2 separate regions of the Homo sapiens genome follow, and region 1 is linked to region 2. Evidence: chromatin loops called from intact Hi-C (ENCODE). Cell type or tissue: Panc1. All regions are shown on one strand. Each heading gives the region's core, and the rest is flanking DNA. Links, peaks and the distances in the headings are about the cores only. Region 1 overlaps TSG1 (tumor suppressor TSG1). Region 2 has its middle 550 kb from the start of TSG1.

The links. A loop is a pair of places that touch in the nucleus more often than their neighbours do. Peaks named below come from ENCODE experiments on the same cell type or tissue, not always from the same donor. Only the 100,000 strongest peaks of a DNase experiment are listed, where the experiment ranks them.
Region 1: it touches region 2 in a loop (5-fold over the local background); 1 of 110 quality-filtered maps calls a loop at or near these places.

What each region holds. Positions count from the first base shown.
Region 1 is chr6:93,739,685-93,756,351 of GRCh38, reverse strand. TSG1 (tumor suppressor TSG1) reads right to left here. Exons shown (of 10, transcript NR_015362.2): 5 at 15,903-15,947; 6 at 12,122-12,236. Among named protein-coding and RNA genes, the nearest start is that of TSG1, 41 kb to the right of the region's middle. In Panc1, for the core only: no CTCF peak of the experiment used is centred there; no DNase peak of the experiment used is centred there; H3K27ac peaks cover 322 bases.
Region 2 is chr6:94,245,070-94,261,736 of GRCh38, reverse strand. No RefSeq gene overlaps it. Among named protein-coding and RNA genes, the nearest start is that of TSG1, 550 kb to the right of the region's middle. In Panc1, for the core only: CTCF peaks have their summits at 6,653 and 6,853; no DNase peak of the experiment used is centred there; H3K27ac peaks cover 1,649 bases.

The DNA of each region.
Region 1 (16,667 bases), core at 4,795-12,794, 510 kb after region 2:
AGTAAAGAATAATTAAAATGAACAAACTAATTCTATTTTATGAAGTGTGGATAAACCTTAAAAATATTCTTGAGTTGTAAAAAGGAAATTACAGGCCAAGCACGGTGGCTCACACCTGTAATCCCAACACTTTGGGAGGCTGTGGCGGCTGAATCACGAGGTCAGGAGTTTGAGACCAGCCTGGCCAATATGGTGAAACCCTGTCTTTATTAAAAATAAAAAAATTAGCTGGGCGTGGTGGCACTTGCCTGTAGTCCCAGCTACTTGGGAGGCTGAGGTAGGAGAATTGCTTGAACCCAGGAGGGGGAGGTTGCAGTGAGCCGAGATCCCGCCACTGCACTCCAGCCTGGGTGACAGAGTAAGACTCCATCTCAAAAAAATAAATAAATAAAATAAAAAGGAAATTACAAAGCAGTATGTATATAATACTTTTTTTGTATGTTTAAACCATACAATAGAACAATGTTTATGGATGCATGTATATCTACCAAGCGACCAAAGCATATAGCAGATTGACATTCACCAATTTCAGGTGAGTGTTCCTTTGTAGGGATTTAGGAAATGGGTAGGGAAGGTGAAAGTGAACTTTAGTATACCTGTCACATTTCACATCTTTGCATGAATCAAAAATAACAAAATGTAAACATCTTTTTGGTGATAGTTGGGGGTATATTGCTATCCATTTAATTGTTTCATGGTTATTTGAAATACTTTGTAATAAAAATTTGGTGTACATGTATGTGTTTGTGTGTCCCTGTGTGTGTATATTTCAGACAAAGGAAAGTATGAACTCCACTGAATTGTTTGCTGATTATTCCACATATAGTTTATTATGCCTAGCTATTGTACACTGATTTGAGTGTAATATTTTAAGAGAGATGTTGACCATTGACAAAAGAAGTACCTCGACATGTACTTGAAGAGTAAGATAATGATTAATTGAGATAGGTACCTAACAGTATTTTAGTATCTACTGTATTCCAGATTTCCTATATGAGTGTGTAATTAATGTGTGTATATGTATAAATCAAATAAGTCAATATGTAGAAAATGAAACAACTACAATTGCTGAAGCCAGTGTTAAACCTACTTATCTTGATGAAAATATCCATGGTATTTTCTGTAATTCATACTTCCTTTCTGAAAGGATGTGAGGCAGGATGGTACCGTGGAATTACCCTGAAGGACCGGCAACCATGCAAAACTGAATACATGTCGCCTTAACAAGAAAATCTTGAGAGTTATTTTGAAAAACTTCCACAAGGAGCAATAGGAAAGGAAAACAGATTAACGTATTTTTGGTTGTTGAGACATCCAGATAGGATTAATCTGTGAGTAACAGTTAGAATGAGGAAAATATCAATTCACTAGGTATTGTTCTAGTTTCCAGTGGCTGCTGTAACAAGTTATCACAAATGTGGTGGCTTAAAACAAAGGAAATTTATTCTCTTACAGTTGTGAAGGCCAGAAACCCAAAATCAGTATCGTTGGACCAAAATCAAGGTGTTGGCAGGACTGTGATCCCTCCTGAGACTCTAAAGGAGAATCAACTTCTTGCATTTGCGGGGATTCTACTGGTTGTATCCCTCCAATCTCTGCCTCTATGGTCACAATGGCTCTCCCTCTTTCATAGCGTGTCAAATTTCTCTCTTTCTTTCTGCCTCCCTCAAAAAGGATACATGTGATTGCATTTAGGGACTACTCTGATGATGGGGGATATTCTCCCAAATCCTCTTTGCCATTTTAGATAACATTCATAAATTCCGTGGATTAAGATGTGGACATCCTTGAAGGACCATTATTCAGCCTACCACAGGTATGAAGCGACATTTTCACAAACTACTATGGACTCCTAATCTTTCTAATTGTCCGCCATCTCTTCACCCTTTTTCTGATTATGGGCACACCAATGTTGTGAAACACTTCTCCCAAACTCCATATAGATCTGATGAGAGGAGTCTAATTATAGCTCTCCACTTCTCTAGGATTGTGCACATGGTGTGGGTTTGTATCACATTTCAGAGGTGAAGATTCATACACCAGTGTGTGGACTCATGGCCCATGTCTGACTAATTGGACTTTATTATCTACTGTTATACGCAACCATATATGAGAAAGACTCTCTTTTCCTGGAATCTATAGCTAATCTGATTAAACTTTAAAGCTGGTAGTAGTCCGGTTCACTATCACAGGGAGGAAGCATAGTGAGAGGAGAAAAGAATGAGAGTAAAAAAAAGGCCGGGCGCGGTGGCTCACGCCTGTAATCCCAACACTTTGGGAGGCCGAGGCGGGCGGATCACGAGATCAGGAGATCGAGATCATCCTGGCTAACACGGTGAAACCCCGTGTCTACTAAAAATATATACAAAAAAATTAGCCGGGCGTAGTGGCGGGCGCCTGTAGTCCCAGCTACTCGGGAGGCCGAGGCAGGAGAATGGTGTGAACCCAGGAGGTGGAGGTTGCAGTGAGCCGAGATCGTGCCACCGCACTCCAGCCTGGGCGACAGAGCGAGACTCCTTCTCAAAAAAAAAAAGAAAGAAAAAAGAAAAAAGAAAAGAAAAAGAAAAAAAAAAAGAGAAAAACACCCCAAAGAATCAGAATGAAAAGAGTCCTCTTGGCATCAACTTTTGCCTCAAGTCAGTTCCATTTCTGACTTCTTTAGTTCTGTGAGGGAATTAAAACCCTGTTTCTGACTTCAGTTAGGCTGAGCTGGATTTCTAACACCTGAACAAAACTGTTTATTCTGTGGGGGAAGCAATTCACAATGAATGTACGATTGGACAGGAAGATCTCAAAGTTCCCTTCAAACTCTACAACCTCTTGCTTCCAAATATGCTTAAAAAAACCTGGGTAAAATAAAAAAAAATCAAAATATTGTCAGTTACAACACTGCACTTTGTATGACTTTTCTGAAACGTGGTATGTATAACACAGTTATGCTACAAAGTCACTGTTGAAGAAGAGGATACAATGTCAAACACAGAGGAACCTAAGCTTTTGCTTGCTATGGAGGATATCTCAATTATCAGTAGAAGCTGTAAAAATAAGCATCCATAAACCAGCTTCCAAATAAATAAAGAAACAAACAACTAGAGAAACAAATACTCAAAGTCCAGCAGCTATCCCTGAGAGTCCTAAAATATCTTGAAATTTCCTGAAAAAATTGCTCCAAATGATTCATTTAAATTCTGTTCCCAATTAATATTTCCTTTATCTCATTTCTTAAAAAAATTCTAGAATTCTGTATCAGAATTTATAAAATTTTATGTATGTGGATACTATATTGTCCAATTCAATAAACACACTGAAAAATGTCATACTATTGCTCTTATATGTTTATATGTTATTTAAGAGTTGATAAGATAGTTTATTTCTAGCCATTTATAAAATAAAACAAAAAAATTAATCAGGCCCTTGTTGTGGAACATAACTTCCTGTTATAATATTGTTTCCAAGGGGATATCAGAACTCAGATCCACCATTTCAACCTATAATGCCTTTTCCAGGAATGGAAACATAAGAATATTTGAAATATAGTTATAAAATATTACTTTTAAAACACAATTTTAGAAAGCATGAGATACCACATTCTAATTGAAATTAAAAACACCACCACTGTGATGTTTGGACAAATAATAAATAGATCTTGATACCTTAAATGTTGTCCCCAATCATCTAATGGATCACTCTTGAGATAATTAGCCCAAGAGTTTAAGTTGAATGTGAAGGATCATGATATTAATTAAATATGTACTTGTAAGATTTGTAAAGCAAAACATTATCCACACTGACATAGCAGCTCTTGTTCTTTGCGCAATGTGGAATAAAGCTGCTTTTTATCATAAAGAAAAGACACTGGACAAAAGATTATGTTTCAAAAGAAGATTGGTTGTGGTGAGCAGGTGGATCACTTTTGCACCCCTTTCCCATTTAATAATAAAAATTTCAGTTTATTTAAGGTATCTAAGTTTTAGCACACAGCCAAGCCTTGTATATAGCTGCCCATACCCCCATTTCCTAAGATAGGCAATATTTGACTTAAGTTAATCAGTATATTCTATACTCATGAGCAGCATAGAGGCAGACATATGTTGTAAACATTCCAATCGTGAGGAATCTCAGAGTTTTCTTGGAATGTTAAGACAAAGCATTCTCTCTTCCTCTGCATGCTGTAGTGTGTGAAATGTGAAAACTGGAGCCACCTTGAGGAATGCTGCCTGAAGTTTAAACCAACATGCACAATTAAGATTACACACACACACACACACACACACACACACACACAGAAACAAGCACACATAGGCCAGGACACTGAAATAAACTATAAACTGTCCCTGAAATGTACCCTATCTTTCGACTTCCATTGATGAGCCAACAAATTCTCTGTTGTTGGAGCAGTCTGAGTCAGATTTTCCATAACATGTAGCTGAATTCATTTTCTCAGATACAATCACCATTAGTAAATTAAGCATATTATGTTACTAGTATCTTTACCTCCAGTGTTTAAAGAATAACCTTTACATGAATGATAAATTATTGATATTAAAACAAAATTTAAAGTGTATCAACAAAAGAAAAAAATAGTTAAATCTAATTAACCAGAAAGTCGAGGAGAAGAGGAATTTATTTTTTTGAAATGTTCATTGTGTTGTGTTCACACAGGTTTCAAATAATATGGATTTATTAATAATATTTCTATGTTAAATCCTCACGAAGCATCTATGTATTTAAAGAGAAAGAACAGCTTACTTCAACTGATCATGAAATTATTCTAATTTAAGGACTAGTCTTAATGTCTAAGGACACTCAAAATGGGTCTTACTGTAATGGGACTCCTTAGACACTTCTCAAAGAAAGAGTTGCCTGGCCTTGGAACAAAAGAAGAAAATACAGATTCACTCAAAACAATAGTCTCTTAGAGTTTCAGGAGTAGAAATAAATTAAAATAGTATATAGATTTAAATTTTGCTGAAATTACTAAAACAGAAATGAGACAGGTCAGAGTAAATTATGACAGTTATGTAAGAAGAATCATGCATGTTTAAGCCTCAGAAGTATATTTAGCATCCCCTTTGGTATAAATGGTCTCTTGATCACTAAGAAACTGGGATACATATCTTATCTCCCAACTATAAGCAGGCATCATGGTATAGGAGAATATGCCCTTTCTGTTTTCTGCATCTATGATAAAGAAATCTCTCCCTATAATCTCTGCTGTTCCAAGAGAGTATAAGTAAAAATTTCCTCTCATTCCTGCAGCTCTTTCAGGCTTTAACCCCTCCCCATAATACAGTAGTGACTTATTCTTTAATCCATAAAAAAGCTAACATTTGGACCATTGCTGAACCTATCTTATCTCAATTTGTTCAGAATCCTTAAAGGTCAACTTAGAGGTCAAGTCACATCTTCAAATTCCAACAGAGAATTTATATGTACTTTGAACCACTTAAAACTTGTATTTATATGCTCACATTTTAAGTATTGAATGCTTTTTGATGAGTAATAATTTCACCAGAGAAAAAAGAGATTTCAAAAAAGAACACAGAACTAGATGATTATTTATAGGGAAAAAAGATAGATGTAAAATAATGTCTAAAGAGAAGAGCAGGAATGTGGCAGGATTATAATGTAATAATACTGTGTTATATCTTTGTCATAACATTAATAATGTTAAAATTGTACCCTAGCCATCCACTTTGTTATTAGATTTTGATTTGGATTATTACAGCAGTTTCTATGTGTTAGCTGCTTACACTGGTTCACACATTTAAATCTATGCAAGTATCTCATTTAATCTTCACTACACTCCATAAGAATATCACCAACCCCATTTGATAGATACAAATGTGAAGAATAGTGATAAAAATATCTGCCAATTCTAGAGCACGAGTGGGAGATAAATATAAGAATTATTTTACAATGCATAGGCTTTCACTATAAATTATACATTTTACTGCTTAACATGAACTTATGATCTTCTATGAAAAGGAATTTTCAGGGTTATCAAGTTTCCTAGGAAAAATAGTCAAAAGTTCTCTTAACGCTTTAAATAAAAAGAGCCCTATAAAATGTGATATTTTTAATGAAAACACATTATTTAATAGGGTTTTTATTAGATCTTAATTATAACATTTGAAAAACAATGAACATATAATTGAGTAAAACCATTCACTGTACTTTTGCCAAGAAGCAGTGAACATAATCCATGGTATGTCTTTGTGCTTGTTTCAGTGTTTGGATTGTATTCGAGAAAATAAATAATATTAAATCACAAAATGACACATACAGCTTGACTGAGTCATTAAGTTTTCAGTTAGACTAGCAAAGAAATAAAACATCTCTTTCAGATTCATCAGAATTTTTCAGCATAATTTTTCAATCCTGAGTCCACAAAGCACAACAGCATTCCCCATAAAGTTATGGTGGAGAGGATATGTTTAATTTACTTTTCTCCAAAAAGTTACTGTAAAACAATACAGTTTTAGACTATAGTCTCATAGTACCCTATCTTCAATTCATTGCACTTTACTATGGCATTCCTCCATTCTTTTTGTGCCTCCCTCTTCCTCTCTATTTATCCAAAACTTACCCATTTGTCAAGTCCATTATTTATCATGCCTGGAAAAGTTACTTAATAATTCATGCTAAGAACTAACCTTTTACATTTTATATCACCAATATTAATAATTTTTCACATATTAACACCATTGTTCACAAATTAATGTGTATTTTATAATCATAAAACTTTAAGTTCTATGAGGATATTGATTTTTAAATTAATCCTACCACAAAACATAACATTTTTAGGTTATAATAGATAATATATGTTTACTAAATTGAATAAATTGCCTCCATGAGATAGGTGGGTCCAGCCAGAGTGCATCCATTCAAACCTCCCTTAAGATAAAGCAAGTTCTCATGACTCATGTTATTGTAGAATGATAGATGTGAATGCAAATCTTTTCTCTCATCTTTTGCATAACTTCAAGGAAATTCCTGTGGCAAACTCATGGATCAGATAACAGAGAAGATTCTATGATTGCTGTAATTACAATTCTATTATTGCTGTAGTTCTATTTTATCTAAACACTTTGCTACATCTTGATGAAGTTCTGAGGCATTTCTTATAATACCAATGAACTGATGTATACAGGGAAACCTCCTATTCCAGACAGCTGATCATGACACAAACAAGATAAGATAAAAATTCTCCTATCATCTATTATAAAACAAGAGCTAAATTCATATAATACAGACATAATTATTTTGCTTTTCCAGTTTAAAACTGAAAACCACTATGGTTTTCCTATTTGAATATATAATATAAGTCCTCTCTCTCACATAAGTATATCTGAATGGATGAGGAAGACCACTCTTCCAATGATGACCAATCCATTAATCGACTGAATCAATCAGACAGTCTCTTCTGACAAACTGGAGACAAAGATTCTCAAAAGATAAGAAGACACTTAAGACAGAGAAAAAAGCTAAAACCAATCTATTATCAAAATATGATAGTCCACTTTTTTTTCTTTCTGATGCCATAATCGGCTTTTATTCTATTAATATTTGCATAATAAATCTCACTTTACTTGGGCAACATTGAGTAGGCTTATGGTCATTGAAATTAAACAAGACCCAAATATTAGTATTTATTAGTTGTGTTGGAATTGCAATACATTCTCAGAGAAAACCTAGAGAATGTAGAATTACTTTTAGGTCAAGTTGGCCTTATGTCTTAAATTGGGAAATAAGAAGTTTTCATCTGTAGTCACTTGACATTACATGTCCACTAAGGTTGTAACATTGGGGAACCAAACACTTTCTTCCATAGGATAGTCCAAATGGATTAGTAATACAGAGATATGTGGGATAGATAATTACTTATCAAAATACTAGGCAAGATTTTGAGAAAATAATTAACTTAATTGCTGGATTGGCAGTATTAACACACAAAAAGAAACACACCCATCTTTCAGTAAGAAGCCTTTACTACCTATAGTCAACATGCTGAGGTCTCTAAAAAACAAGTTCAGAAGGAGGTCCACATCATTTCTAAATTTTTCCCAACATTTTCTATTATGATAACTTTAAACATACAGGAGTATTATAGGAATTATACTATAATATCTGCACACCTGATGTCTAGATTCAGTAATTGTTAAATTTTAACTATATTATATACATGCTATGTACTCAATTGTTTTAGCAAAACTTGTTTTATACATTTGCTCATAGGTTTCAGATGTCAGATTTCTTTTTCTCTAAATCCTTCATCATGCATTTTCTAAGAATAAGATATTTGCCTATAGAAATGTCATTTGCATACTTAATAAAATTAGCAGTAATTTCCTAAAATCATCTAATATCCAGTTCTTACTCAAAAATTTTCTAACCTAACAATTTAGCATGAAGCTGATAGAACTAAGAAAAACAAATAATAAAATTCATCACTATGGTAGAAAAAGAGACTCACATAAGTAGCTTATTTGTCTAGGTAGAAAACATTGGAAAGTAGAAAATATTTTGAAATGTATATATTGCAAAAAAGTACATTTAATCAATTACTTAAAAATTTCTGTAAAAAGTTAAAACAGCTAATTAATGTTCCCCCAAATTGAAAATGGAAATAATAAAAACAAAAAAGATTTAAAAATTGAAAAAGGAAATAGCAAATATTATTTTAAAAAGAGCAGAATTTCATGAACTAGAAAACCAACAAATGAGAAAATATAATTTACAAGTCCAATTTTTCTTTTTTAAAAAAATTAATAACATTAACAATCCCATAAAACTGGACTAAAAATAGGTATTAAAAGGGCCCAAATGTTAATAGTAACAATGAAAAGGATAAAAACATTACATCAATAAAAGTGGTGAAAAGAAAATGAGTATGGTAGATTGACTGCAAAAATGGCTTCTATGCTTTTTCCCTCTGTCTTTTCTTTCACAATGTGACTTTGCAGGTCCTCCTATAGAGAGGTTGATTCTACTTCCACATCCTTTGAAGTAGGTCTTGTAGTTTTCTTGACCGACAAAATGTGGTGTAAAATGTTGATGTGCGAGTTCTAAGCAAAGGTCTCAAAAGGCCTTCCATGCTTCTAATCTCTCTCCCTCTTTCTGTTGAGCCCCTACTTTCTCCTTACGAACAAGCTCAAGTTGGTCCAAATGGATGAGAAACCATGTGAAGCAAAACCATTTGAGCCATAAAGGCATAGCTGAGGCTCCAGACATGTAAGAGGGCCCAGCCAAGAAAAGCAGAGCTGCTCAGCTTAACACAATTGACTGCTGCTGCGTAAGTGATCCCTCCAAGCCCAGCTCAGACTACAAGAACTGTGCCATGTTGCCAAGCAGAAAGTGCAATTCCAATAAAAACAAATTAAATAAACAAATAAGTAAACATGTAATAGTGAAAAGGCAGAACCAAAATTCTCACTATTTGCACATAACATGATGTCTTCACACAGAAAATCCCAAACAAATCTACATTTAAACTAAAATTAATGAATTTATGTAGCTCACCAGACCAAAAAACAAAACAAAACAAAACAAAACAAAAAAATCAAATCCATCCACACAAAGCAGTATATATTGTTTTAAGCCAGTAAATCTTAAGGTAGTTTATTTCACAGGGTGATTGTGGGAATACATAATCAAAAAAATCAGAATATTATAAACAAATTTATGCCAATAAATAGAAAAAAATAAATAAAATTCTTAGAAAAACAGATTTTCAAAACTGATAGAAGAAATAAAAAATCTAATTAGAATTGAATTTAAAAACCTATTAGAATTGAATCTAATTAAAATAATTATCTGGATAAAACTCCATATCCAGAAGAAACTCTGTACTCAAACCTTTAAACAAATAATAAATTATACCAGTCCTAAATAGCCACTTTTATAAACTGAGAATATGCCACATTCTTTTTATGAGTCCAGCATAACCTTGATACCAACATCCTAAAAAATAATTATTTCATCACTAAGTACAATGATAAACAAAATATTATCAAGAAAAATTATCAATTAATAAAATACAATGTATAAATTTTAAAAATGAATTTATTTCAGGACTTCAGGGGTGGCTTAAAATTTTTAGATCAATTAATACAATTTTCTAAATTAACAAAAAAGAGAATTATAATAATCATCTCAAATCCCATTTGTAATATTAAATAACAGAAAACTAGAAATAAAATAGAGTTTTCTTAGTCTGAAACAAGGCATTTATTTTAAAAATGGAAAGAATTATCAGATTTAATGATGAAATAATGAAAGATGTATGACTTCTGTAATGAGATAAGGATATCTCCTATGACCCATTAATAATTATCTGGCAAAGCCTAGCCAGTACAATAAGCCAAATAATTATATTGCAGAAATAAAAATCAACTTATGTGCAGACATGATTTTTTTTCATAGAAAATTCAAAAAAATATATACCTCAAATTATTGGGATTAGTTAATTGAGATGATCACTGGACTGGACATGAAGCTAGTATAAAAATAAATTGTAGTTACATATACTAGCAACAAACGGAAAGTAAATTTTTTGTTTGTTTGTTTTTAATGATACCATTTATAATGGCATGGATCTAATGAAGGCTGTGGAAACTTCAAGTAGAAAATAAACCATTGTTAAGAGATATTAGAACAAATAAAATAAATTGGGATATGCTATATTTATGAATTAGAAGACAATTCTCTCGTATATATAGATGCAACATAATCCCAATAAAAATGGTAGTGTTTTTTGAAGGGGATGGGAAATGACAAGCTGATTCTAAAAGATATGTAGAAATGCAAAGCAGGAAATAATAAAGTCAGTCTCGAATAATTGCAAATCAGCAATTTTATACTAATAGCTAAAAATCATCTTATAACACTTTACTATAAACAGTGTGGATTGAAACAAGGATTGATAAATAGACCAGTGGAACAGAATACAGGGTTTACAAACAAACCCACAAAAATGGAGAAAACTAATCTATGACAAAGGAGAAACTGTAGAGCCATAGAGGAAGCTTCATCTTCTCAATAAATAATGCCACCTTAACTGGATATGTATATAAAAATAATGTTGGCACCTATGTCAGACCATATGCTAGATTTCATTTTAGATGGCTTGAATTTCCAAATGTAAATAAAAAGTTAAAATGCTTTTAGAAGACTTTGAAGAAGAATTTTTCCAAGATTGCAGCAAATTCTTAAAAAAAAAGTCATTTTTTTTGTAGATTCAGGAGGTACATGTACAGGCTTGTTACATGGGTATATTGCATGATGTTGAGGTTTGGGGTAAAAATGATCCTGTGTCCCACATGGTGAGGATAGTACGCATGTTTTTTAATCCTGTTTGTCCTCGTAATCTATTGAGGCATCTTTATGTCCATGAGTACCCAATGTTTAGCTCCCACTTTTAAGTAAGACCGTGTGGTGTTTGGTTTACTGTTCCTCTGTTAATTCACTTAGGATAACGGCTTCCAGCTGCATCCATGCTGTTGCCTCAAAGGACATGATTTTGTTCTCTTTTACGGCAGCATAGGATTCCATGGTCTATATCTACCATATATTTTTTAATCCATTCCTCTTCCCTTTTGATAATCACCTTGGTTGATTCCATGTCTTCACCATGGTGAACAGTGCTGAGATAAACACACAAGTACATGTGTCCTTTTGATAAGAATTTATTTTCTTTTGTATATATAACCAGTAATGGAATTGCTGGGTAGAATGATATTTCTCTTTTATGTTCTTTGAGAAATCTCCAAACTGATTTCCACAGGTGCTAAACTAAATTACATTCCCATTAACAGTATATAAGCATTCCCTTTCCTCTGTAGCCTCACCAGCACCTGTTGTTTTTTGACTTTTTAATAATAATCACTCTCAGTGGTGTGAGATGTTATCTCACTTTGGCTTTTATTTGCATTTCTCTGATGATTAGTGATGCTGAGCATTTTTTTCATGTGTTTAGAAACTTAAACAATTCAACAAGCAAAAAACCAATAACCTCACTAAAAAGTGGGCAAAAGACATGAACAGACACTTCTCAAACGATCACAGCAAATTTTGATGGTGTACCATTTGTATCCCCCAGCCCTTCTCTGAATACACCTACCTGTATTATGGACTGGTTCTGTATGTGCAGATAAATTTTCACATTAAGCACTGAGCTTGTCTTCTCTGTGTCAAGATTTTCTCTGGCAATATTGCTTGAGGTAATGATGCTACTCCTGCTAGGAACAATAATATTTGAATCAGCACACCATCTATGTTTTACTGGTATTATTTTCCAATTTTCCCAATCAGTATAAGCTAATTAGCCTCATAAAGGTGTGTGTTGTAGCGGAACACACTATACTTCTTAGGAAATATACTTTTTATTGAATTCTGCAGAAAGCAGATATTGTTAACTTTCCCCATTAGTGATGATAAATTTGATTACTTCATTAAGGCAGTGACCACCAAATGTTTTCCATTATTTTTAAAAAATGTTTTTCGAATTGCAAATAATCTGGAAGTGACATTTTATGATCACATGAATCCTCCTCTCCAAAATAATTCCCCTTCAATTTTAGGTGAATGATAATTTTTGCCTGAGTCAATCATTTCATTAACAGTTGAAAAATGTTAATTTTTTAAAAAATTTATTACCTTATGTTGTTCTGTAAAAATATTTTCCTCACCACTTGGGATTCACTGTATCTCCTCATTACACAAAGTAAATGTCTGGTTTCCATTTAATTATCAATTTTTAGAGTAAGAAATTGGTGTTGTAACTACTTTTGAAGATAGAATACTTGTTATATTAATTTGGTTTTATTATTCTTGCCTTTTTTTTTTTTGTAGAAAATCATGGCTTTCTTTTTCTTATTCTTTGAGGGACAGGGTCTCACTCTATTGCACAGGCTAGAGTGCAGATCACAGCTCACTGCAGCATTGAACGCCTGAACTCAAGCAGTCCTTCCACCTGAGGTTCCTGAAGCGCTTGTGACTTTTTATTTCTTCATCCTTTCCTTCTCTCTCTCTCCCTCCATTCTGTCCTTCTTTTATTCACTTGATTCTTTTTTTTTTTTTTTTGACTTTTAAGTTCAGGGGTACATGTGCAGGTTTGTTACATAGGTAAACTTGTCATGGAGATGAGTTTTAGAGATTATTTTATCACCCAGGTATTAAGCCTACTAACCATTAGTGATTTTTCCTGATCTTCTCCCTCCTCCCACCCTCCACCCTCTAATAGGCCTCAGTGTGTGTTGTTCCCTTCTATGTGTCCATGTGTTCTCATCATTTAGCTACCACTTGTAAGTGAAGACATGCAGTATTTGGTTTTCTGTTCCTATGTTTGTTTGCTAGGGATAACAGAATCCAGCTCCATCCATGTCCCTGCAAAAGACATGATCTCATTCTTTTTTATGGTTGCATAGTGTTCCTTGGTGTATATGTACCATATTTTCTTTATTCAGTCTATCCTTGATGGGCATTTAGGTTGATTCCATTTATTTGCTTTTGTGAATATTGCTGCAATGAACATACATGTGCATGTGTCTTTATAGTATAATAGAATTATTTATATTCCTTTAGATATATACCCAGTGATATAATTGTTGAGTCAAATAGTATTTCTGCCTTTAGGTCTTTGGGAAATCACCACACTGTCTTCCACAATGGTTGAACTAATTTACACTCCCACCAACATTGTATAAGTGTTTTTATTTTCCTCCACAACCTCGCCAGCATCTGTTTATTTTTTCTTTTTACTTCTTAATGGTAGCCATTCTGACTGTTGTGAAATGGTATCCAATTGTGGCTCTGGTTTGCCTTTCTCTAATAATCAGTGATATTGAGCATTTTTTCATATGAGTTGGCTATATGTATATCTTCTTTTGAAAAATGTCTGTTCATGTCCTTTGTCCACATTTTGGTTTTTTTTTTTTTCTTGTAAATTTGAGTTCCTTGTAGATGCTGAATGTCAGACCTTTGTCAGATGCATAGTTTGCAAAAATTTTCTCCCATTTTATAGGCTGTCTGTTTGCTAGGTTGATACTTTCTTTTGTTTTGCAGAAGCTCTTTAGTTTAATTAGATCACATTTGTCAATTTTTGCTTTTGTTGAAATTGTTTTTGGCATTTTCCTCATGAATCTTTTGCCTGTGCCTATGTCCTTAAAGGTATTGCTTTCCAGAGTTTTCATAGTTTGTGGTTTTACATTTAAGTCTTCAATCCATCTTGAGTTAATTTTTGTATATGGTGTAAGGAAGGGATCCAGTTTCAATCTTCTGCATATGACTAGCCGGTTATTCCAGCACCAATTATTGAATAGGGAATTCTTTCCCCATTGTTCGTTCTTGTCAGGTTTGTTGAAGATCAGATAGTTGTAGGTGTGTGGTCTTATTTCTGGGTTCTCTATTCTGTTTCATTGGTCTATGTGTCTGTTTTTGTACCAGTACTATGTTGTTTTGGTTACTGCAGTCCTGTAGTATAGTTTGAAGTTGAGTAGTGTGATGCCTCCAGCATTATTCCTTTTACATAGGATTGCTTTGGTTCTTCAGGATCTTTTTTTGTCCCATATGAATTTTAAAATAGTTTTTCTAGTTCTGTGAAGAATGTCAGTGGTAGCGTAATAGAAATAACACTGAATCTATAAATTCCTTTGGGCAATACAGCCTTTTGAATGATATTGATTCTCCTGTTTAACTAAAATCTTGTATCCTTTGACCAATATCTTTCATCCCAATCTTCCACCTTCTCCCAATCCCTGGTAACCACCATGACACTCTCTCTTCTATGAGTTCAAAGTTTTTAGATTCCATATATAAGTGAAGCCATACATTACTATCCTAGCTTATTTCACTTAGCATAATGTTCCTCATGTTTATCCATGCTGTTGCAAATTGCAGGATTTTCTTTTTTAAGGCTAAATAGTGTGCCATTTTTGTGTTCATGTGTATACATATAGAAATGTATACCATACTTTCTTTTTACATTCATTGACTGATGGACACTAATGTTAATTCCATATCTTGGCTGTTGGTAAACAATTTCATAATTAACATGGGAGTGTAGTTACTCTTTGACATATTTTATAAATATTATGAGTTCATATGAAAGTATCCAAATTAAATTAGTTATTACAAGTTGTTAGTAAATTTTCTTGAACTTATATTTGTATATCTTTTCTATTACATTTAAACTTTAATTCCTAACAATATTCATATAATTACTTGTTTGCTTTATCCTATATTTATACAATTATTTGAAATTGTATTATCAACATAAATATGAACAGTAACCTAATAAGTAAGTGTAAGATTATTTAGCAGATTATTAAATGTACTATGCTACTAATATCAGAATTTGTTTGATAAAAATCTGCCTCATGCAAGTGAGCACAGAAAAACAATCTGCAGAGAGAACAAATAAAAAGACAATTTAAAAGAGAAGTGAAGATGTGAGACCATGTATCCCTAGGTATCACAGAGAATATCCTTGGTTCATTTTTGATTGATGTCTTTCTAAGTCTTTGTTTCAGGATACCCTGAGACCTATTGCTTGATTCATCTTTGGTTATTATGACATATATTTTAATACATTAAATATTTTAAGAACAAATATTTAATAATAAAAATGTTAATATTCCATCATCACCATAGTTTCTTTTTTTTTTTTCTTTGCATGTTGTTTGTTTGTTTCTTGGAAGCAATTAATACCTTGAAAAATTAAAAAAAATTCATTTAAAAGTTGATAAATCTAATAATTGGGGCTATGACAAAACTAGCACAAAGGCTCACAACTAGGATAAATGAGTACTAGGTTTGTTTAACACTATACTGATATTATCCTTTAAAATATTAGACATTTTCTATTTTCCCAGATGATCCAAGAACTTATTTTCAAGGCTTACCTTGTCTCTTTGGTGTGAAGTAAGTTCATTACCAGAATTTTTTTCCTGCAAAAGATTTGACCATTGAGAATATATCTTATGAGCAGAGGAGAATATTTTGGAAACTATACAATTGTGAAAAACTATAGCTCAAATGCATTTGACCTCTTACAGTTAATCCAAATAATTAAGAACTAAATATGCAAGAATCACTACAGGCATGAGCATCAAAATAGGTCTGTTTCTAGTGATACCAACTTAGCAGCAGGAGTCATTGGAAAATAACCAGAAATTTTTTGCTTTTTACTGTTTTCAGAAGAGTACAACTCTCTCAGCATTAAGTTTTTCATGTCAGCCAAAGCAAAAAGAAGGAAGAACCAAAGCTTTCCCACATTTGCTTTACTTTATGCCTATCTCATATGAGAATTTTAGCAAAGTTTTCTCTCTGGATTATAAAAACAGAAATCTGTTTGTGGTAGATAAGTGGGAATCTATATAAGAATATGTATAATTATAGCAAAAATTAATTAGTTGGTGATTTATAAATTTTACGTGCAGTTTGTCTAGAACTTTTATGGTAATCATGACATTAATATTTTAGGAGTCAAATAATCCACACAACACAAATCTATTTTCAGTAACTTTTAGTACCTCACATGTTAACTTCTAATTGTTAATTTTACCTCAGTGCCCTACTAGGACCATTTCCTCATTTGTATGCAGTTTTATAAAGTTTTTGGAATATTTTAGACTTGTATTTGAAGAACTATTTTTTAGAATATTTTA
Region 2 (16,667 bases), core at 3,109-11,108:
ATTACTCACTGGTCCATATAAAGTAGAATTGTCCTAAGATAAGCAATAAAACACAGATATAGCCATAAAGTAAAATGTAAATGAACAAAATAAGCTTTTTAATGAACATTGCTTCATCTCTGTTGTGTAATTTTTTTCATTGTTCCTATAACTTGATCACTAGACTAATTTTTTTTAAACAATTAGTATGCATTGTTGGCATTTAAATTCTAAGCATGGCATCTTGGCACTTTAAGGAGACACATCATGAAAGTCATATCAGTTAGCTAAAGTAATTAATGTTTATCAATTTTTCTTGATATCCTTCATTTCTCACTCCATCTCCTTGATGGTTGGTTATAGCATTAAAATGTTGATATTTCTCCATGCTTCATATCCAAAGGCATTTATGAATTTAATTTGCCTTTTGCATTCTCATTTATATGAATTTATGGTAGGATGAAGTTGTACACATGGTAACTTCTACCAGCCTGGAGCACCAGCTGGTGGTACTTGGTTGTTAAATAATCACCCAGTTTTGTTTTTGTCATCTGGAGGAAAGAGGACTAATAATACATTAAAAATAAGAATTTTACAAATAATGATACTGAGCATAATGTCCTTGATAATATCTACTGAGGAGTAAAGTTAATCATCATTAAACATTTTTCATCTTCTCTATAGATTGATTAAACTGATTAACAAGAACAAATTTGCACATTAGTTTAGCAGGTGGACTGAAAAAACATACTAGTAGGTGGGAATGAGGTCATGAAATGCTAAGTTAAGAGTGACTATGGACTGTGTACTGTAACACACCCACTTGAATGATATATCATGGGTATTTTTATAACCTTTGCTGTATTATTAACTAAAAGTAAACAAGCTTAGTTTCTTTTCATGCTGAATATTATCTTTTATTCCTTTCAAGCAGTTTTCTTGTGTTTATATTAATTCAAATAATAATTCCAAAATGTTTTGAATAAAATTTTATGAAATTTTCCAAAATTATCCACACAAACTTATAAGAATGTCATCAATATTCAATTTCACAAATAAGGCAGCCAAGGCATAAGGAGTATTTCAGTCAAAATTACAAAGCCAACAAACAGGAGAATTTGGACTAGAATTCAGTCTCTTGAAATAAACCCATCGCTCTACATACACTGACCCATAGGCAATAGAATTAGAGACACAGATCATTGGCATTAATTACAAATGATCTGTGATTTTTGTTGTCTCTCCTGAATGCCATAGCCCTTATTTGCCCTTCTTGCATATCTATCATATTAATGATTTAGTTAGTTAACATATGTGTTTATCAGTTCACAATTAAAAGGCTGTGTTTTCATTGTTTTTTTTTTTCCTAGTTTCCATAGTAATCATTGGATATAGCCACCTAATGAGTAGAGTTGCAGTCTACACTCACTACAAGAGAGTGGAACCAAGATAACAGCCTCACTACAACAATTTATTAAAATGAGCAATGTAATTTCCATTTAAAGTATTACCTGTAAAAGTATGTCCATCCCAATTCTTAGATTTAACCCTATGGAAAAACAAATAAATAAAGCAATAAAAAGGGAATTCCATGACAAAAATATTCATCTTCAATGAAGTGTGGAATAATCACAAATAATGATTGTAAAGTGAAATTATACTAATCAAACCAAATGTTCACATATCAAAGTAGGAATAGGAACCTAGAAGTTACTGGCCAAAGTAGAAAAAGAAAGAGGAAGACAAAGAGAGAGAAAGAAAGAGAGTTCAAAGGAAAGAAGTGGGGAGAAAGAGAGAGCGAGATAAAGAGAAATCAATCAATCAATCAATCTCTGGAAGCAAACAACAGTAAGACTAATGAAACATTTAATGATATGGAATTCATTTTTTAAAATGAATATTCTATTATTTGATAAAAAAGAAGACCCAGACCCATATACTCTATCATGTGTGTGTGTGTGTTTGTGTGTTTGTGTGTGTGTGTGTGTCTCTCTTTGTCTGTGTATATGTATATGACTAGTTGGAAGTTAAAGCAAAAGAAAAAACCTAACTACTTGTAAAGTACAAATCAAAAGAAATCAATAATGCTATTATTAATGAGAAATGAGGTCAAATTTAATAAGAGCATAAAATGAAACAAAGTTTTATAATAAGCAGTAAAAATCTACAATAATAATCATAAAATTTTATGTATGAGACTAGAATTTATATAGCAAACTTTTCAAAAATAAAAAGGAATAAACAAAACTTAAATACAAAGGATTAAACAAAACATTTGTAGTAAACTGAAATTCTATCTATTCCTGATTATGTAGACACAAATGAGTAAATATATTGGAGACATTAATAACATTTAGAATACTGTACACTAATAAAGATACAATTCTTTTTATCTCTCTCTCTCCCTCTTTTCACACCCTTAAACACACACATACATTTAAATGCATTTTATGTCCTGAACATCAATAATGCACTTTCATTTCCTATGCCCATTATAATGGTTAAATTTTACATGTCAAATTGATTGGGCTACAGGATGCCCAGATATTTGGTCAAACATTATTCTGGATGTAGCTTTGAGGTTAATTTAGGATTAGATTAACATTTGAATCGGTAAGCACTGTAAAGCAGATTGCTCTCCCTAATGCATGGATTTGATCAAATTAATTGCAATCCAAAGAGAAGAAAAAGGCTGAGCAAGAGGAAACATCTCCTGCCTGATTGCTTGAGCTGGACCTCAGTGTTTTCCTGCCCTAAGACTGGCATTTACACAAACTCCCCTGGTTGCCAGGCCTTCAGATTCTAACTGAAACTACCCCATCAGCACTGTTGGGTCTCCAGCATGCTAACTGCAGATCTTGGGACTTCTCAGCCTCCAGAATTCCAAGAGCCATTTCCATATAATAAGTCTCTTTCTCTATATCTATATCTATACCTATACCCTATTTGTTTTGTTTCTTTGTAGAATACTGATTAATAATGTAAACCGTGAAACGTGAAAAGAGACCATGACTATTCTTCATACTTTAAGAAAGTCTGTAAGACTAGAAATAGTATAATATACACCATGTTTTCTGGCCATAATATAGTGAGGTTACCAGTTAATAAAAATATTAATAAACATTTCAATAACCTTGAATTTACCACAAAAAACTCCAAAGATGTAGATTTCTCTTTTTAAAAATTCATGTTGGCAGAGTGAAAATCAATACCTAAATTTGCATATTAACTGGAAAAATATATAATGACAACATAGTGTTTTCATAATTGAGGAAGTTAAAAGAAAATTTATGCTCATAACACTTTCATTTATATATATTTAAAAAAATGACTTAGACATTCAACTAAAAATGATGGAGATGGCCAAAATAAATGTAAGGAAAGATAAAAAATTAATAAAAATGAAAACAGAAGTAAATTAACAAAAAATATGTAATACATACAAATAATAGAATATTAAATATATAACAAAATTAATAAAGAAAAAGATAAGTAATTATAAAAGCATACAATTAAAAATAAAAATGACTAAGTAATCAGAATAAAAGCATATTGAAATTTGTTAAATAACGTTCAAATAAATTTGAAAATCCCAAGTAGGGATCATTCTAGAAATGTAAGCATGATACAAAATTATAAATTATCTATATATCTAGATTGATTTATCCACCTGTAAGAAATTATGGTAACATTTCCATACAGCTGGAAATCTTGTATTAATAAATAACAGAAAAATAAAAATGACAAAGTCAACAGAATAAAGGGACGTTGGAATTTGTTAAATAATGCTCAAATAAATTTGAAAATCTTGGTTGAAAAAAACAATATTCTGAGAAAATATATATGTCTATAATTTTCTATAGGAGAGCCAGAAAAAAATTGGCCTGTGATCATGGAAAGAATAGAACATTATGTGAGGGTTCTTTTCTTCCTGTGAGCATAAATGGCAAGCAGTTTGGCGAATAAATTTTACTAAATTGTCAAAACAGATAACCACATAATGAGGGTTAGAAATTCTAAAGCCTGAAGAAGGAGGAAATATCTTACATTCATTATTCTGAGTCTCCAAAATTTAAGGCCAAAAAATTTTAAGAATGGAGGTGAAACAAGACCAATTTTGCTTTTGAATGACAATATAAAATGCTAAATACAAGTATTGCAGATGTAATATAGCTGCATAGCATTAATTCATTTAGAGCAAATAGGGATCATTCTAGAAATGTAAGTATGATATAATATTAGAAACTATCGGATTTATTTATCCATCTGTAAAAACTATAATAACACTTTCACAAAGCTGAAAAATCTTGTAATAAACTATTCATTCCAGATTTTTAAATTAATAACTCAAACAATAGGTGTGTACCTTTCTTTGAAAAAATGACTATATTTCAAATCCAACATGATCATCATGCATAGCAAATTAATGCCAGAAAAATTCTTATTTAAGTTAAAGCAATAGTAAATGTTTCAAGTCACGAAAATGATACTAGAGAAAAATGTAGAAATTTAGTAAGACGAAGTCAAAATTGTTCTCAAGAAATATATATCATGTTTGAAAATCCAGAATAATGACTGAAAAACTGTTAGAAATAAAAAAGAAGACAATAACTTGTCTTTTTGTGAAATTAAGATATAAAAATCAATACTTTGGTTACATGAAAACGAAAATCTATTTCAACATATAATAAACAACTTTTAAAATATAACACTGAAGTTATAACACCTAGAGAAAATGTAAAGTATAAAAACATTTGTATAATAAATGGAATAAATAGAAATGTCTATAAAGAGTAGAATATATATTATAGTCAGTTCATAAAATAAAATAAAGTAATTAAGAGTAGTAAAATAATCCTTCTATACATAGTAATTTTAAAAATGAATTATTACTTCTAGCAAATTCTTAGATCAATTGCATAGAAAATATGGAGCAAAGAAGCCAAACACTATGATTTATCTTATCTAAAATTTTTAAATTTGCAAAATCTTTCTGTGGTGGTAGAAGTCAAAATAGTGATTACTTTTGGTGACACAAGTGAATGAAAGATGAGAAAGTGTGGCTTGTGGGGTGCTGGAAATGTTCTATATGATCGTCTGAGTTGCAGAGATACAGATGGTTTAACTCATAAAAATACTTCTCGCTCTAGCTAAGATTTTTATTGTTTTTGTTCTTTCATTCCGTTATTTATTTCAATGTTTTCCCCAAAACAGATTAAGAGTGCTTTCCAAACTTTTTAAGAAGATGAACATCCCAATAGAAGGAAATACATGACTCGATAATTTGCAAATAAAGATAAGCAAATGATTTCTTCTGAAGAAAAATTAATATAATAGTATAGAATTAATATTATAATAAGACAACATTTGTCGATTTTTGAAGACACAAAAGAATACCATATCAAGGTTTTATGAGACTGTGGTGGAATGACTTTCTGATAGATTTCTGTTGACTTTGTAAAAGAGTACAGCAATTGTAAAGTGCAATTTGGCTATTTATTTAAATCAGACAAATAAAGAAAACTTAAAATGACCATATTCTTAACCCAAATTCTGCTTTTTATCAACATGTAAGAAAAAAATTCAATGATAAACCATAACAATAAATTATGATATAACAATATGGGTGCGTGCTTATCAAACATTAAAAACATGTTGAAAATAACATTTTATAGCACCGGAAAAATCAAGAAAAATACATATTAATTGACCCAATAATTTATAAGATGGAATAGATAAGATAAAACTTATTTTGGGGAGAATAATGTTTATGCATATATGCAAATACCATATTGAAAATAACTTCACCATAATTATAGCTATCTCTGAGTAATTTAGCTATCTCTGAGTAATTTTCCATATTAAGTATTAATTATTAGTGTATCACACCAAAAATAATTTTAACTAAAACACATATTTGTACAACTAGGGCTAAGTGCAAAAACACACATGGTTCTGAATTCCTGAGTGCCTGACTACCTAGTGATTTTTGTGCATGTAAGGGATGATGAGGATGTATTAGAGCATTCACCGATCTTCCTTTTCATGTGATGGTTGTCTATTTCCAGAGCATAATTGGAGGCTTTAGCACATGAAATATGGGTTAATTTTCAGTCCCCACTCACCCCATACATGCAGTGTTCTTCTGCTGAGTAAAAGCTGCATAGCCATTTTCAGTAGGCTGATTATTTCTTAATGCCATGCAGGTCTGCTCCATGGTTTTCTCCTTATGTTCTGAAAAGCTGCCACTGACACAAACCCAGAACTGCTATCAGTTAGAACTTATAACCTGGAAGTTACTTCTAAATATAGATTAAACATGTTTCACCTCTCTGTGAAGGATATGTCAGAGTAAAACCTATGAGACAAGCTTGGGTACCTTCCTGTTGTTGGTGATAGTTTCTTACTCTCAGTCAAAGGAACATTCAGATTTTTTAGGAAGTCAGGCCTGTTTAACAGATGACATTTATTGACTTTTCTAGTCCTTAAAATTACATATGATTACTATGGCACACACTCTGACTTCTATATGTATTCTTTGTCAAATTAAGAAGTAAGGAATAAAAATTAACATTTATTAATCACCAGGCTTCTGTCAAATACAGTGCTGGACACTTCTTATTATGTAAAAATCTTTCATTCTCATGATAATGCTTGAGAGGAGGGAAAGTTGTTTTTTTTTTTTTTTTTTTTTTTTTTTACTACAGACCAAAAAACAAAGCTCAGAAAGATTAGAGACCTTCAAAATTATGAAAACTAGTTAACAGCAGAACTGCTATTTGAGAACTTATGCCTAATTCCAAAGATCATGATCTTCTAATATGCTATAATGGATAAATCCATATGTGCTGGAAACCTAGAACTTCCATTGGGAGGCAGTACAGCATAATAGTCAGGACCTTGTGCTCCAAAGAGCCTGACTGCCTTGGTCCGAATGCTAATTTCAAAATTTACCAGCTATATGGCTTGGGGAGATAAACTTATTTAATATCTCTAAGCACTACTCTCTGGGTATAAAAATAGTTTATACCTTGCCAGGACATTAAGTGGAGTAAATTAATGAAGCTAATTACTAAAATTAACTAATGAGAAGAATTTAGTAGTGCGTGGCACATAGTGCTTACAAGTATTGGCTATAGCTTTGATTTTGTTTTGATCTTATTTTTAAATATTCATTTTCAGATACATAACATACTGATTTATTTAATAAATCATTTTATGATTTCATCTACAGACAGGAGATTCAATGAACACATTTACTGAAGTAATTTTCTATCAGTAACTAAATTATTTCAGCAGTAGGTATAAAGTCCTACTGAAATTGTTTCCTCAAAAAAATGATACAGTTCCTTGCTGTATTTATTCATGCTTTTTAGAGAGATAAAGTAGTGTGCAGGCTTATTAAATCTTTATAAATTTGGTCAATTCCTAATTTTACTGCTGCAAATTTAAAGGATGCCAGATGGTGAGAACATTCATTTAACAGATTCTCTACTTCAGAATTATATAAAAAAGATAAATATATATTGCTAACAGAGATACTTCTGATCAGAAGAGTAAAAGAAAGTGTTTGGACACAAATAAACTCAGTTAACACCCTCCAAAGAGTATTGAAAATTTAAAAAAGTAATATTTAGTATAAAGTTACACATTAGTAGAAAACCTGTATTAATGAGTGACTTCGAGATTTCGCACTGAAACTCACCACTGCTTTTAAGAGTATAATCTTTCATTGCATCATGAATCAAATTTGATATTTTAATTTCTAAAATATTTTGTTTAATGTTACACAATTTCTTACCTGCATTAAGTAAAGAGAATTGGACGAACATCATGTGTTGCTTTGTGAAACAGATTTATCAATATTTAAAAGTTTTTAATAATTTCAAAATTATTTCACCTCCCAAATCCATATGGCTGCTATAAGAAAAGACTGACATTGTTTCTCATCTGTAGAATTTCTTTTTATCTTCTTCTTGGTTATAGTGTTTATCCATGTTTACTATTACTGAGGCACTTTTTCAAAAACCATTTGAAACTTTTCAAACATTTGAATGAATTCATTTGAGTGGAGAAGAAAAATAACAACAGAAAATGAGAATGAGTATAACTTCTAATAGAATTTTAAAATTATTAGAATAAAGTGTAAGGGCTGGCTCATTTTTCTTTTTTTTTTTTTTGCCCTTGCCTTTGCCTCGAATGCACTTCATGAAATATCACTTAGTGTATCTGCACTATCTGTAAAAAATAAGTAAAGATTTCTTATAATTACCTTTCTGAAGAATTTGAATGAGAATTTATGGCATTATGCCTATTACATGGTTCAAAGTCTTTGAGAAACACATTATTAGAAACAAATATAAGAATTATTTATTTGCATATATAACAAATATTTATTCAGAACCTACCATGAAACAAGACATTTCACAGCTCTGGGACAGCAATGAAAAATATTTTATCTGTTCTTGTGTGCTGGCTGAGGTGAGGGGATGTTCAATAAATAACAAATAAATAAATCAGCAAAGTAATCTCAGAGAGTGTTTAGTTTTATGAAGAAACTAACATTGAATGAGATTGAAGGAGGGAAATACTCAGATTGAGACCTTAGATCTGAGAAACTAAACGAACATGCTACTTGGAGATCCAGATTAAACTATTCAGGACCTAAAGGAGAGTCTCTGCAGTAGAAAAAGCTCTGGGGAAGAAAAGGTAGACTATATTTGTAGCGTCAGAGTGACAAAAAGAAGATAATGTGGCCAAAACCTAGATACCCAGACAAAGTAGTTGGAGATCAGATCTTGCTTAGGTCTGGAAAGTTTCTTTTTAAAAAGATCATTCTAGCCTCTTATTTGAGAATGGATTGTATTGAAGAAAAAGAGAATTTCATTATTGTGATCACATAGGTAAGAAAGGATCTTGACTTATATCATGGAGGCCGAAATGCAGACGAAGAAAAGTAGACAAGTAATAAGAGATAATGTAGGTATTATCCAAGGTGAACTGAATATCAAAATCTGAGGGATATAGAGGAAACAAACACGACTCCTATCTTTTGTTTCTGGACAACAGACTGGGTGATACTGTCAGCTACTGAGGCAGGGAGGAACGGCTGAGGGGAATTAGGGTTCTCTCACTGTATATCAATGGTGTTCCTTTATCATCACATTCCTCATTTCACTTTTATTTTCTAGCCTATGTAGAGCGATGCTGATTTGACTACATTAATATATGTTCCTAGTTCCCAAATACTGAGAATTACCTGGATAAAGGAAGTTCTATTAAAAAAAAAAAAAACTTCTGTTAGGAAACTATAGGGGTGTTCCTCACACATGTGTTTCAGTTGGTACACAAACACTTGGATAAATAAAGAGAACAAACACAAAGACAATAACAATAAAACTAAAACAAGTTAAAGAAAAACCCCTTTCCTGTTCTTCCTTAAATAATCTAAGCCATAGTCCTTGTTCTAATTATCTATTGTTACATTACTAATAATCTCAAAATTAAGCATCTTAATGAAAACAATCATTAATTTTGCTCACAAATCTTCAATTTGTGCAGGGTTTGATAGGAATGGCTTTTTTATCTTTATGTAGCATCAGCTGATTGATGAAGTATGAAAGCTTCACTTTCAAGATGGCTCACTCACATAGTTGGCAGGTTGGTGTTGATTGTCATCTGGGAGCTCTGTTAGTGTGTCAGCTGGGTGCCTCAGTTCCTCTTTATGAGCTTTTGTGTGCTTCCTCACAAATTGGCAGTTTATTTCAATATGCAAGTGTTCTAAGAGGCCTGAAAGAAAGTACCAAGGCTTAGGACTTAGCCTAAGAAGTCCCAAAACATTCTTGGAATTTTCTATTACCCAAATAAGTTACTGAATCCAGCCCAGATTCAAGGAGAAGGGAATTAGACTTCACCTCTTGGGAGAAGTAGCAAATAATGTGTGGTCATCTTTAATCTACTACAGCCCATCTTAATATGTGTACAATGGTACTAATAAATGAATACATCAAAAAATATATTTTACTGATCTCCATTCTTGCACTAATTGCTATTAAGGACATTTCCAATGAACTTTGTATGGATACTAATGAATATGCCTGTCATCTGATGATAATTATAGCAAGGAAATCCATATATGTAAATAAACCATAAGCTCAATTGCAGGTGATTATGACAAACCAAGTTTTTAAGTAGAATTTCCATTACAATAATTCAATGCTAGAAAACAATTTGAAGTGCCAAATAATGTTCAGTTTAGTTCTTGTCCTCAGATAACATTTTTTCTAATTGCAGTTCTTGCTTTAGAGAACAGCAATTAGAAAATTACACATGCAAAGAAAAGAGGCCCAGAAAAGGCCTTGAGTTTCTGGCTCACCATTGTTAATGTAGTCATACAATCTGTCCTTACTTATTAGGTAGTTTAAGTAGAGAACAGCTGAAAAGGAAGGCCCATTTAAAATGAAATTACAGGAAGGCAGAAAAGACTTTGATAAATATATTTGAAAGAGTAGTATTTTTTCACCTGTTCACGTGGTGAACATCTGTGGTTTTTTGGCAATTTGTGTTTCCATTCCTGAAAGAACCTCTTAGTTCAAAGACTCGTCGTCCCTTGTATCTATTTCTTTGAAGTGTTCTCTTGGATCTCTTAAACTATGGGTAGCCAAATGATTTTGGCATCTGGGATATAGATTCATTACAAATCAAGTCTCAGTATTCAATATTTTATCTTCTGGTCTGTCGCTATCTGCTTATGCTTTTAACCAAGTTTTTTGACACACTGCTTAGGCTTGCAATTGAGTGAGAGCACCATATTCACGGGCAAAGCAGCAGTGTAACGTAAGAGTCTTCATACAAAAATTTTCAAGTGAAAAAGTGGAATAAAGATGGTGAAATTTTTAAGTGATGGTGATAATATATAATAGACAACAGAGAAGGCATTCATGCTGGCAGAGTGAGATTCTCTAATATGCTTCATGAAAGTGATTATGCCACCTAATTTTGAAGTTGATCAATAGTGAAATGTAGCTGGCTCTTGAAATTTAGTTCTAGGAATAAGGTTAAACTTCCTCTTGGTTCAAGTTATGACTAGAACAAAGTATTTTAACGTTTGCCATTAAAGAACTTCAAATAGTTCCATATAAGGATTAGAGAGACTTATGATTGAGAGTCTTTATAATGATTCTAGGTTTAAAAAACTGAGGCATTACCACTGGCATAAGCATTTAACATGCAGGGTTACTGGGTTGTATCAAACCTTAGGGTTACCACAATTCTCTTCAGATCCACTACCCTGCATTTAGAAACAACCTTAGCTCTCTCATAGCTCTAATTAAATAAATATTGGTCAACACTGGAGATATTGATACCATTCTGATTTTTTTTCTGAAATTAAGAAATTTCAAGGGGGCATATTATTATTATACTGTATGTATTTATTGAGTTGTTCATTTTTAACATAGTAAAATTAATAAATTTATTCCTCAGAATTTTTAAAAGTAAATATTTGAAATTGCTCTCATGGAAAGTCAACAAAGCATTGAGAGAACTAGAGCTTTATAATAAAGGAAAGATGATTAAAACTCAGGCAATGCAGTAATACAACCAAGTATTGAACTGATCTTGCTCCTATGAATAAAGAGCATTATATTGCTTTCTCATTTATTGTCCAGAACATTTTAACTCAGAGATAGGAAGTGTGTTTGTTAAGGTAATTCTAGGATTGCATTCAGCATACTAATATATTTTGATTCAAGGCACAAGAATAGTGATAAATGACCCTCTGGATTTTTTTAGAGAAAAGATAAGACCTGGACATATTTCATTTCTGAGGCAGGAAAATATGCCTACTTATGTCAATTTACTGTTTAGTATATAATATTCTTACAGGGACTCCATTTTTACATATAGAAATATTTACCTAAGTTACTTCATCTTAGTAATGACTTAAGGATAATTTGCACTACATTATGACCATATATTCTTTTGTTATTCTTCTAATCTGCCTATGGAAATATAGTTTTATTTCTAAAACTGAAATAAGGTGATTAAATTAATTTTAAATTACATTTTTAGTTGTGTTTCCCTTGAAATATCTTCATAATAATAATGAGTATAACAATGATTGTTAATATGTATTGATCAACTATGTGCCTGGTAATGTTCTAAAAGTTTTACATTTATCAATTTATTTAAGACACACAGAAATCCCTAAAATATACATAGTATTTCTATATCAAATTTAATTGGGAGAAGTAAAATACAGAAAGTTTAAAATACTTTCCCAAGGTCACAAAATTTACAAGTATCAGAGTCAGGATTTGAACATATGAAGTCTAATCCCAATGTCTGTAACTTAAATCTCCTGACTGTACTACTCAAGGCGTTCGGTTCCTGGTTAAAATCTTTTGTGTGATTTTTCGGGCCTACCCTAGGCAATTACAAAAGATTTACCTGGCAGTTCTCACTGGAGAAAGCTGCCGCTCATCCCTGACACATAAACCAGTGTTTGTGTGCAGCCAATGTATTGCAGTTAAAGATTCAGAGTCCCCTGGCCAATCTTGCTCTTAAGTGTGTTTGCATTTCTACCACAGTTATGTGTATTCCTAATCTCTGTACCTGAGGCCATGGATAGAAGTCTTTTTCAAGCCTCCTTATGATGATAAACAGGGGAGAAGGGGGGAAACTTTTCTTCACTCTGACTCAGTATCCAGTACTTTGTCACTTCTAGACCTTCCTCCTCATCCTCCAACCACCTTCCCCACCCACCTGATTACAAAGTCCATTTGTTCAGGGCTCCCTCAACAACTAAGACTCCTCCCGCATGTACTGACCCACCTAACTATTCCATTCCATAGTAGAAAATGGGACACCATTCCATAGTAGAAAATGGGACAGGCTAGTTTGGTGCTTTCTTCAGTTTAGACTCTTGTTTATACCTTGGTATAAGTGGTTAAAGGCTTAGCTTTCAATTTTGGCTTGTTATTTACTGGGCTCCTGTGAAACCTGGCAGCTCCTCTCTTTCTTACAACTCAGCAGAACTATGGATACTACTTTCTACAGTCACTCTTATCGTATAATCAGTTGTAAGTTTCAGAGGGTGAGACTAGTAGTCTTTGCAAACGTTTAAGTGAAAACCTGTTGCTGTCATGGACTAAGTCAGTGGAGTATAATGGAGAAAAGTAGACATATTAGAGATATATGTAATAGGTAGCACCAACAAGGCGTGATGATTGTAGATAGGAGAGTGAGGATGACAGATTAAAGGTATATTAGAGGCTGAATTCTGTTCCCCCGAAACTTACATACTGAAGCCTTTGCACCCAGTAACTCAGAACAGGACTGTATTTGGAGACAGGTCTTTCATAAGGTAATTAAAGTAAAATGTGATCATTAATGGAGTCCCTAATCCCAAACGACTGGTACCCTTATATGAAGAGGAAATTTGGATACAGACAGGTATAAATAGAAGACAATATGAAGACACAGGAAGAAGACAGCCAGGTATGAGCCAAGGAAAGAGACCTCAGATGAAACTAACCAAGTGAATATTTTGATCTTTGACTTCTTATCTCCAGAACTGTGAGAAAATAAACTTCTGTTGTTTAAACCACCCAATCTGTGGCACTTTGTTACTGTAATCATAGCAAATTATTAATAATACAAAGTGATGTCTATTTTCTTTTCTTTAATTAGAAAACTGCATGTTTGGTAGTTGTGTTCCCTTATATGTGAAAGTTAGAAATAAAAATGATCTGGGAAATGGGAAGCAGATTATGGGTTCCATTGAGATTGAGATATCATTGTGCACCCAAATTGGGAAGCCATGTAGACAACACAACATATGGATCTGGGGCTCAGAAAAATGTTTATACCAGAGATAGCAGTCTACAAGTTGTGAAGTAGTATGTAAAATACTTTTAAACCTTATATAAAAAGTGAAATCATTCACAGTATCTATAGACCATGGATGCTGCTATGTAGACTTATGGTTCTATAGATGTATTCTGTGCAGTGTTGTTTGGAGCTTCCTACAAAGGAGTAAAGATAAAGCTAGTGTCAGTGCTTAAGAAACATGCATCATGAATGCAGAAAATATACTTTGAGATTAAGACAAAATGCTCAAAACACAAGGCCAGAGTCAGTGAAGGTGACCTACAGGTGTAATGAGTTAATCCTCATTTAAGCATATCCAGATTTTCAAGAAAAACAGTAAACCCTAAAAACGAAGGGAAACATTTAGAGAAAAAACACTGATAATCATTTAGAGTCCACTTAATATCCATTTATAGTAGTTTTACAATTCCACTTTTGACAGAGCATCTGTGACTACCATTGCAGAAGGGATTCAGCCAGAGGAGCAGGATGTCAGCAGTGGAACACACATCTTCAAGAGCAAGTAAGTCTGGGTACTACATTGTGGCAGCAGCAGTGTGTAGGCTTACTAAAGAAGGAGAGAAGTCAGGAAAAAAAATAAATAATAAACACATTTGCTCTGGTGTTATAAGAAACAGTTCTACAGCACCTGACTGGCAGGGACAATGGACTAAAAGAGAGAACAGGAATTTTTTAACATTCATTCCCCTTGATTCTACACATTAACACATGTAAAAAGACAAATTCAGACACACAAAAAAATGTATGCTTTTGTGATTTCGAATCCTCCTATAATTTCATAGTTGGTAAAGTGACTTTTGATTTTAATCTAGGTGCTTGCTTTTCCCCCTTTGGCTTGAGAAGATAAAAAGTTTTAATAACTCTGCTCTCAAATTCATGAATTATTTTCCGATATATTTGACCCCAATTCAATGGTCTCCAATGATTTGAATTCCTTTTCCTTCGTATTCCTTTGTGGGGATGGCAGATTTTTGAGGTGCATATATATACTTTTGCAATGAACATAGTAAAAGATTTAATTTCAAGAATCAGAACATAGAAATCATCAAAATTTCACTAAGTTATTTCCTGAAACTGTGGAAAACATCATGCATTTCTGTTTACTTTTTGAACATATAAAATAGGCTATTGTAAACTATGATGTGGAAAAACACACTCAGCAATGGCAAAGCCTTTTCAGAATTAGCCTCTCCAAAAGTTTACAACTTTTCAAGTAGTTGGAGTGCTGCTTAAAAATATCAAACTGCAAAGATGCACTTCTAGAAATTATAAGTAATTTGTCCATCAAACAATATGTACAATAGTACTATACAGTAAATTGGACCAGCTGCCTATGCCTACCATTACAGCTGGTTGCAAAGTATATAATTTATGTTTTCTGCAGTCGAAAGTGGGAAGGTTTTTTAAAACTGTGTTCATGCTTTTATAAAAAGATTTTTCCTGTTTTATTTTTTTAACCATTGTAAGCTCAGAAGAGGTGGCATTTTGTCATTATGTTTAATGTTAATCCATTTCTATTATAGATTGAAGGGTTTATCAAAATACTTTGCTTATGACCTCTTATTCCATCCTTATACGTAGATGATTTAGACACATTTAACATCATGTTTTTCTTAAAATATAAACCTGTTTTCCGTTTAAAAAAGGGATTGGGAATAACTAATGGAAGGATACTTGATAGCAAATAATTAGTTCTTAAACTTCAGGAAATGACATGTATTGCACTAAGAAGTTAAAGAAACAATGATTTCTATTGGTGAACTCTGAAAAAGCTTCTGAATGGCACTTTTGTAATTTCTTTTGCTATTTCTTAGGACTACATTTTTTTAGTTGATAACAAATAATATGGAGGATATTTATACATTAATCATTGGCTTCCAGTGTGTTTAACAAAATGTTTCAAAATCTGAGGGAAAGATTAGATGTGGTACAAGTGTTTAGAAAAATAATCTCTGACAATTTTTGATGTTCAAATAAGTTTTATATAATTACCATACACTGTAAATATGGTTTGAAAACAAAAGGACCATGGTATAGTCTGAACGTTTGTGCTCCTCCAAATTTAAATGTCTAAACCGGCTGTGGTTCGAACGTGTCCCTTCCAAAACTTAGGTTTTGAAACTAAAAGGCCAATGTGATGGCATTGAGAAATAGGGCCTTTAAAAGCTGATTAGGCCATAAGGACCCCTCCTTTTTGAATAGGATTAAGGCCCTTATAAAAGAGGCTTCACATAGTATTCTACTTGCTTGTCCTTCTACCTCCTGCCACATGAGGATCCAGCAGTTCTCCCCTTCAGAGGATGTAGCTTCAAAGCACCATTTGGAAGCAGAGAGCAGTCCTTTCCCGACAACCAAACCTGCTAACACTTTCATCTTTGACTTATTTGCCTCTAAAACTATGAGAAAATAAATTTCTCTTCTTTACAAATTACCCAGGCTTTGGTGTTTTGTTATAGCAGAACAAATGGACTAAGACAAAACCTAATCCCCAATATGATGACATTAGTATCTCACCTAGGATATTATCTTACCATACAATCTACAATTTCACTCCTTGGTATTTACCAAAATGTATCGAAAACATACGTTCACACAAAAGCCTGTATACCAATGTTTAAAGCAGCTTTACGCATACTTGCCAAAACTTGAAAGCAACCAAAATATCTTTCAGTAGGTGAATGAATAAATAAGCTGTGCTACATCTGGAAAATGGAATATTATTTAGTGTTAAAAATAAATATGCTATCAAGCTGTAAAAAGATATGGAGGAAACTTAAATGCATGTTACTAAGTGA